Linked DNA regions of Homo sapiens: region 2 is linked to region 1. The links are chromatin loops, found by intact Hi-C in ENCODE. Cell type or tissue: adrenal gland. All regions are shown on one strand. Links, peaks and the distances in the headings refer to the core of each region. The heading gives the core; the rest is flanking DNA.

Region 1 (4,383 bases), core at 136-4,135:
GATCCCATGGGTCTCAAGGCATGCTGTCAGCTGAAATTTCACTGATCCATCAGCCCTCTGCCTCCCTTCTCCTTTTAAAGAACACTGGCCTGCCGGGCTTCTAAAAGCCCTGGGGCTCTGGAAGCCAATCGCAATTTACAGGACACGTGCAAACAGGAACAGGGGCGAATCCCAGGTGGAGACCATGCGTTGACGTGTGGCACTGACCAATCCCACAGCAGATGGCTTGAATGTGTGTAACCAGAGGAATGTGGGGCGACGGCGAAACAAACGATGCTGTCTAGGCATGTGCCCGGTGGAAGGGAGGGTCAAGTGACATTTCCATCACAGCAATGAAAAATTAAAGAACACTTGGGAAACAGGAGGCGGCTTGTGACTGACCGGATCCAAAATTTGAAATTCCTGCCAGAGCAACAAATAGGTTTCTGCAAAATTCACCCCAAGGCCAAAGCTCCACCGCCCAGGTAGCCCTCACACAACCTCCCCTGCACCAAGCCCCAGCCCCAGCACCAGCAACAGCCCCAGCCCCAGCCCCAGACCCAGCCCAGTCACCTTGGTTCCCTGACTTTCGTTACGGGCAAAAGATCCAGGGAGACAGTCCACCCAGAAGCAGAGGAGAGGTGTCCCTCAACAATGAGACAGGAATTGCAGAGGAAATGGGACACTACCTGTTCTTGAAGACAAGGCCAGTCACGGTCGCCTAGCGCTCCTTCTAGGCAATCCACGCACCCATGAAGGGAAACATGGAGAACAAGCAAGCTTTCCTGTCTGAGACACTTATGGGAGCAAAGAGCTCCACGGTCACGAGATCTGCCCAATCAAGCAGAAACAGGTTTGGAGAGAGAAACAATCATAACAGGGATCTCCAGGAAATGTCTCCCTGACAGACTGGGAAGTCACGGACTGGGAAGTCCCTGATGGACAGGGAAGACATGTGGCCAGAGAGAGAGGCATCTAGGACAGGGGAGACAGAGCAAGAGGGAGGACAGAGCAGAAGGAGCAAGAGGGAGGACAGAGCAGAGGCAGGACAGAGCAAGAAGAAGGAGAGAGCAGAGGCCGGAGCCCAGGCAGGAAACAGCACGGTGCCACCGCCACAGGCATAAGGGGAGGGGATCCAAAAGCGTGGCTTGTCCAGAGAAACCAGCGATCCAGTGACAGGGATTGTTGCCATCTCCCATTCCCGGCTTCCTCTTGCAGACTGTATCGTGCTATGGCTTCATTTCTCAGAGAAGAGCCGTGAAAAGATACAAGCATCTTCTCTGACGTGGGTCCGCTGCTCTCCTGTGGGACAAAGAGCTCCTGTGGGGCTCTTGTCCTCAGCTGCAGTGTTTTCATCTTGATGCTAGAAAAGAGGCTGCTCAGGATGAGGATGAGATTTCAATTGCTCCAGGACCGACGCATCTCCTCACGTGGGCCAGGCCTTCACACACCCAAAGCGGATCCGCGGCCGCGAAAACGATTGACAACCGGCCTCATGACCCAGGCAAAGATGCAGAAAGAGGCTCACCAAAGACAGGCCGCCATGCGAGAAACCGCTTTGTGGCACACAGGGCACATTCGGCCAAAGACACACATGGACACGGGCACACACACACAAACCCACAGAGAGAGGGAAAGAAACTCACAGAGATTGAGAGACAGAGAGAGAAGAGAGAATGGGAGACACACACACAGACACACAGATACACACACACACACACACACACACACACACAGACACACACACAGAGTCATACAGCAGAGGCATGAAAACACACACCCCCAGGCAACCCCTGAGGCTGCGGGGTTCTGCTGTCGACCCTCTGGTGAGAGAGCACCCTAGGGGCACGCATTCCAACCTGTCTTCGAGATCTCTGACGGCGGCACGACTTTTGGGGAGACTCAACCCAACCAACACCATCCCGGCAGGCCTGAGGCTGGGATGCCGTGCTGCTTCCCCAGGACTCCGCCTGGGGTTTCCTCATCCTGGTCGGCCCTTTGCGACTCCTGGCATCCGGAAACCTTCCCGTCGACCCCGTGGAGAGGTCAGGCCGGAGCCTCAGAGCCCCGACACACAAGCACTGGCACAGAGGGCTCCTGCTTTGCCGAGCCTCAGAGACTGGTTTCTAAGACAACTGTGGGAAGCACTGTGACGGGAGAAGCCGCTCGCACCTCACGCATGCGCATTGGCTGGGCCGACTCGCTCTCCGCTCCTGGCAGGCAGGCTGCGTCCTCTTTAAATAATGCCACCGCTGCGCAGCGGCTGGATCCGGGCTCCAGTTTGGGGCGGCGTGGGAGAGGCGACCGCGGGTGTCTTGTCCTGTCCCAGGGCCAAACCCCCAGGTGTCCTGTCCCCAGGACCTCCTTGAGCTGACTTCCACCTTGGGAGGAAGGGGGAGCTTCAGGACGCCTGCTGTGTTCTCAGGACTCCCCTTCAGATCCCATTTTGGCCCACTCCGAGTGAGATAGGATGGGCTCGCCACATCTGGTGAGGCAGGCAGGGCCTCGCTGCAGCACAGAATGATCCCATAGGTCTCAAGGCCTAGTGTCAGCTGCAAATTCACTGATCCATCAGCCCTCTGCCTCCCTCCTCCTTTGAAAGAGCAGTGGCCTGCCCAGCTTCTAAAAGCCCTGGTGCTCCGGAAAGCCCACCATGCTTTACAGGACACTTGCAGGCAGGAACCAGGGCAAATCCGATGTGGAGACCATGTGACCACGCGTGGCACTGGCGTATCCCACAGCAGATGGTGTGAATGTGTGTCACCGGAGGCATACGGAGCGATGGCGAAAGAAACGGTGGTGTCCAGGCATGTGCCGGTGGAAGGGTGGAACGAGTGAACTTTCCCACAATGCCAAGGAAAATCGAAGAACACCTGGGACCCGGGGGGTGGCAGGGGGCGTGTGCCTGACCCAAGCCATGTTTTCAAATGCCTAGCAGAGGAGCAAAGAGGTTTCTGCAAAATTCGCCCCACCTCTAACCCTCCACCACCCTGGTAGCCCTGACGGAACTTCGGCTACACTCAGCCCCAGCCCCAGCCCCAGCCCAGTCCCTTTGGTTCCCTGACATTCGTTTCGGACAGAAGGTCATGGGAGTCAGTCCACCCAGGAGCAGAGAAGAGGATGTCCCTCAAGAATGAGACAGGAAGCGCAGAGGAAATGCGACACCACCTGTCCTGGAAGACAAGGCCAGTCACGGTCGCCTAGCGCTCTTTCTAGGCAATCCACCCACCCATGAGGGGAAACGTGGAGAAGAAGGAAGCTTCCCTGCCTGAGACATGTATGGAAGTCAAGAGCTCCAGGGTCATGAGACCTGCCCAATCCAGCAGAAACACGTTTGGAGAGAGAAACAGTCATGACACGGATCTCCAGGTAGTGTCTCCCTGACGGACTGGGAAGTCATCTTTGCTGAAGACATTTGGCGAGAGCGAGAGGCATCCAGGCCCCTGAGAAACAGGGGAGGCAGAGCGAGAGGGAGGAGAGAGCAGAGGCCGGAGCCCAGGCAGCGTATAGCACCGTGCCACCTCCATGGGCATAAGGGGAGGGGTTCCAAAAGCGTGGCTTTTCCAGAGAGGCCAGCGTTCCAGTGACAGGGATTGTTGCCATCTCCCATTCCCGGCTTCCTCTTGCAGACCGTAGCGTGGTGTGGCTTCATTTCTCAGAGAAGAGCCGTGAAAAGATACAAGCATCTTCTCTGACGTGGGACCTCTGCTCTCCTGTCGGACAAAGAGCTCCTATGGGGCTCTTGTCCTCGGCTGCAGTGTGTTCATCTTGGTCCTAGGAGAGAGGCCGCTCAGGATGGGGATGAGATTTCAATTGCTCCGGGACCGACGCATCTCCTCACGTGGGCCAGGCCTTCACACACCCAAAGCGGATCCGCGGCCGTGAAAACGATTGACAACCGGCCTCATGAGCAAGACAGAGATGCAGAAAGAGGCTCACCAAAGACAGGCCGCCATGCAAGAAACCGCTTTGTGGCGCACAGGGCACATTCGGCCAAAGACACACACGCACTCGGTCACACACACACAAACCCACAGAGAGAGGGAAAGAAACACACAGAGACTGAGAGGTAGAGAGAGAAGACAGAATGGGAGACACACACAGAGTCATACAGCAGAGGCATTGAAACACACACCCCCACGCAACCCCTGAGGCTTCGGGGTTCTGCTCTGGATGAGAAGGACCCTCGGGTGAGAGAGCAGCCCAGGAGCACGCAGGCCGACCTGTCCTCGAGATCACGGCGGCACGACTTTTGGGGAGACTCACCCCAACCATCACCGTCCGGGCAGGCCTGAGGCTGGGATGCCGTGCTGCTTCCCCCGGACTCCGCCTGGGGTTTCCTCATCCTGGTCGGCCCTTTGGGACTCCTGGCATCCGGAGACGATCCCGTCGACCCCGTGAAGA
Region 2 (4,383 bases), core at 198-4,197, 120 kb after region 1:
CAAAATGAATGTTTCCAACCTGCAAAGTTTCCAACCTGCTGAATCAAAACTAACATTCAACTCTGTTAGATGAATCCACACGTTGCAAAGCATTTTCACAGATAGCTAGTATCTAGTTTTCATCGTGGGATATTCAGTTTTTTACTACAGACCTCATTGGGTTTGAAATGACCCCTTGCAGATTCTAGAAAAATAGTGTTTCCAACCTGCTAAGTCAAAATAAAGGTTAAACTCTGTGAGATGAAACCACACATTGCAAAACATTTTTACAGATAGCTTGTTCTAGTTTTTATCATGGCATATGTGGTTTTTCACTATTGACCTCAATGAGCTCCAAAATGTCCCTTCCTTTATTCTACAAAAAGAATGTTTCCAACCTGCCCAATCAAAACAAGGTTTAACTCTGTGAGATGATTCTAAACATTGCAAAACATTTTCACACATAGCTTGTTTCTAGTTTTTATCCTGGGATATTTGGTTTTTGGTATAGGCCTCTATGGGCTCCAAAATTTCCCTTCATAGATATTACAAAAAGAGTGTTTTCAACCTTCTGAACCAAAACAAGGGTTTAACTCTGCGAGATGAATCCACACATCTCAAAGCATTTTCACAGATAATTTGTTGTCAGTTTTTATCAGGGATATTCGTTTTTTTATAATAGGCCTCAAGGACTCAGAAATTTCTTATTTTAGATTCTACTAAAAGAATGTTTCCAACCTGCTGTATATAAACATAGGTATAACTCTATGAGATAAATTCACACATAACAAACATTTTCACAGATAGCTCATTTCTAGCTTTTATCACAAGATATTCAGGTTTCACTATAGGCCTCAGTGGGCTCTGAAATGTTCCTTTGTAGATTCTACAAAAGAATGTTTGAAACCTGCAGAATAAAAACAAAAGTTTAACTCTGTGAGATGAATCCACACAACACAGAGCATTTTCACTAATAATTTGTTGATAGTTTCTATGGTGGGATATTTAGTTTATCAATACACTCATCCATGGGCTTCAAAATATCCCTTCATTGATCCTTGAAAAAGAGTGTTTCCAAAATGCTAAGTCAAAACAAATGTTTAACTCTGAGGGATAACCCACACATCACAAGGCATTTTCACAGATAGTCACTGGGAAGCTGGCCTTTCTGGAAAAGCCACCTTTTTGGCACCCCTCCCCTCATGCCCGTGACAGTGGCACAGTGCTGTATCCTGCCTGGGCTTTGGCCTCTGCTTTGTCCCTCCTCTTGCCCTGTCTCCCCTGCTTCTGAGGGGCCTACATGCCTCTTGCTCTGGCTGAATGTCTTCAACAATGATCACATCCCAGGCCGTCAGGGAGACACTTCCTGGAGATCCCTGTCGTGATTGTTTCTCTCTTTCAACCTGTTTCTGCTTGATAGGGCAGGATTGACGACCCTGGAGCTCTTGGCTTCCACACTTGTCTCAGACAGGGAAGCTTCCTTCCTCTCCGTGTTTCACCTCATGGGTGGGTGGATTGCCTGGAATGAGCACTAGGCGACCGTGACAGGCCTTGTCTTCTAGGACAGGTGGTGTCCCATTTCCTCTGCACTTCATGTCTCATTTGTGAGAGACATCCTCTCCTCTGCTCCTGGGTGGACTGACTCCCTGGATCTTTTGATGGTAAAGAATATCGGGGAAAGGAACCAAAGGGACTGGGCTGGGGCTGGAGCTGGGTCTGGATCTGGGGCTGGGGCTGGTTGCAGGGGAGGTTGGGTCAGGGCTACCTGGGCCGTGGAGGGTTGGGGGTGGGGTGAATTTTGCAGAAACCTCTTTAATCCTCTGGCAGGCATTTCAAAATGTGGCTTGGACTCAGGCACAGGCCCCCTCCTGGTTCCCAGTTGTTCTTTGATTTTCCTTGGCATCGATGGAAAGGTCACTTGATCCCTCCTTCCACCGGACACATGCCTGGACACCATTGTTGGTTTTGCCATCGCCCCATATGCCTCCGGTGACACACATTCACACCATCTGCTCTGGGATACGCCAGTGCCACGCTTGGTCGCATTGGCCTCACCTCGGAATCGCCTCTGTCTTTGTTTGCACGTGTCCTGAAAAGCAGTGTCAGCTTGGAGGAGACTCAGGGCTTTTAGAAGCGGGGCAGGCCACTGCTCTTTCAAAGGGGGAGGGAGGCAGAGGGCTCAGGGATCAGTGAATTTTCAGCTGACACCACGCGTTGAGGCCCATGTGATCATTCTGTGCTGCAGGGAGGCCCTGCCTGCCTCACCAGATGTGGTGAACCCATCCTTTCTCACCCAGAGGGGTCCAAAATCGGATCTGAAGGGGAGTTCTGAGAACCTAGCAGGCACCCTGAAGCTCCCCGTCCATCGGTGGAAGTCGGCTCAAGGAGGTCCTGAAGACTGGACTCCTGGGGGTTTGGCCCTGGGCCAGGACATCTGCGGCCCCCTCTCCCACGCGGCCCCAAACGGGACCCCAGATCCAGCCTCTGCCAAGGCTGCAGGAGGAGCCCCCCTGCTGCTGCGCAGCCACGGCCTTATTTAAAGGGGACGCAGCCCCACTGCCAGGAGCAGAGCGTTAGTCGGCCCAACCAATGCGCATGCGCGAGGCGTGAGCGGATTCTCCCATCACAGTGGTTCCCACGGTTGTCTTAGAAACCAGTCTCCGAGGCTTGGCAAAGCAGTTCTCCTTGGCAGTGCTTGGGTGTCGGGACTCCGAGGTTCCGGCCTGACCGCTCCACGGGGTCGACAGGAACGTCTCCAGATGCCAGGAGTCGCAAAGAGCCGACCACGACGATGAGACCACGGGCGGAGTCCAGGGGAAGCAGCAAGGCATCCCAGCCTCAGGCCTGCCCGGACGGTGTTCGGGTGAGTCTCCCCAAAAGTCGTGCCCCCGGGATCTCAAGGACAGGTCGGCTTGCGTGCCCCTGGGCTGCTCTCTCACCCGAGGGTCGTTCTCATCCAGAGCAGAACCCCGCAGCCTCAGGTGTTGCCTGGGGGTGTGTGTTTCTGTGCCACTGCTGTATGACTCTGTGTGTGTGTGTGTGTGTGTGTGTCTCCCATTCTCTCTTCTGTCTCTGTCTCTCACTCTCTGTGTGTTTCTTTCCCTCTCTCTGTCCATTTGTGTGTGTGTGCCCGTGTGCGAGTGTGTCTTTGGACGAATGTGCCCTGTGCGCCAAAAAGCGATTTCTCGCATGTCAGCCTTTCTTTGGTGAGCCTCTTTCTGTGTCTCTGCCTGGGTCCTGTGGCTGGCTGTCAATCGTTTTCACCCTGGTACCACTTTGGCTGTGTGAAGGCTTCGACCGCGTGAGGAGATGCGTTGGTCCCGGAGCAATTGAAATCTCATCCTCATCCTGAGCGGCCTCATTTTTAGGATCAAGATGACCACACTGCAGCCAAGGACGAAAGCCCCACAGGAGCTCATTGTTTTGCAGGAGAGGAGTGGACCCACGTCAGAAATGAGGTTGTATCTTTTCCCGGGTCTTCTGTGAGCAATGAAGCCACATCACGATAGAGTCTTGAAGAGGAATCCGGAAATGGGAGTTGGCAATCCCTGTCACTGGAACGCTGGCCTCTCTGGACAAGCCACACTTCTGGCCCCCCTCCTCTTATGCTCGTGGAGGTGGCACGGTGCTGTATCCTGCCTGAGCTCTGGCCTCTGCCCTGCCTTCCCTCTTGCTCTGTCTCCCCTGTTTCTCAGCCGCCTAGATGCCTCTTGCTCTGGCTGAATGTCTTCAACAAAGATCATTTCCCTGTCCGTCAGGGAGACACTTCCTGGAGATCCGTGTCATGATTGTGTCTCTCTCCAAACCTGTTTCTGCTTGATTGGGCAGGTTTGATGTCCCTGGAGCTCTTGGCTTCCATGCGTGTCTCAGACAGGGAAGCTACCTTGGTCTCCATGTTTCACCTCATGTGTAGGTGGATTGCCTAGAAGCAACGGTAAGCGACCGTGACCGGCCTTGTCTTCTAGGACAGGCGTGGTGAAACATGTCCTCTGCATCTCCTGTCTCATTCTTGAGGGACATCCTCTCCTCTGCTCCTGGGTGGACGGACTCCCTGAATCTTTTGGCCGCGTCTTAGATCTGAGGTGTTCTTTGATTTTGGTTGGCATTGATGGAAAGGTCACTTGTGCTCCCCTTCAGCCGGGCACATGCCTGGACACCATTGCTTGTTTTGCCATTGCCCCATATGCCCTCAGTGACACACATCCATACCATCTGCTCTGGTATACGCCAGTGCCACACGTGGTCGCCTTGGCTCCACCTGGGAATCGCCTCTGTCCCTGTTTGCACTTGTCCTGGAAAGCGGTATCAGCTTGCAGGAGCCCCAGGGCTTTTAAAAGTGGGGCGGGCCACTGCTCTTTCAATGGAGGAGGGAGGCAGACAGCTCATGGGTCAGTGAAATTTCAG

Evidence for each region. Hi-C counts contacts between places; a loop is a spot of excess contacts. Peaks named below come from ENCODE experiments on the same cell type or tissue, not always from the same donor. Only the 100,000 strongest peaks of a DNase experiment are listed, where the experiment ranks them.
Region 2: it touches region 1 in a loop (8-fold over the local background); 1 of 110 quality-filtered maps calls a loop at or near these places.

The regions. Positions count from the first base shown.
Region 1 is chr20:25,863,708-25,868,090 of GRCh38, forward strand. No RefSeq gene overlaps it. Among named protein-coding and RNA genes, the nearest start is that of FAM182B, 70 kb to the left of the region's middle. In adrenal gland, for the core only: no CTCF peak of the experiment used is centred there; DNase peaks (open chromatin) are centred at 1,564, 2,174, 2,814, 4,014 and 1 weaker place; H3K4me3 peaks cover 782 bases.
Region 2 is chr20:25,982,554-25,986,936 of GRCh38, forward strand. No RefSeq gene overlaps it. Among named protein-coding and RNA genes, the nearest start is that of LINC01733, 29 kb to the left of the region's middle. In adrenal gland, for the core only: no CTCF peak of the experiment used is centred there; a DNase peak (open chromatin) is centred at 2,528; H3K4me3 peaks cover 685 bases.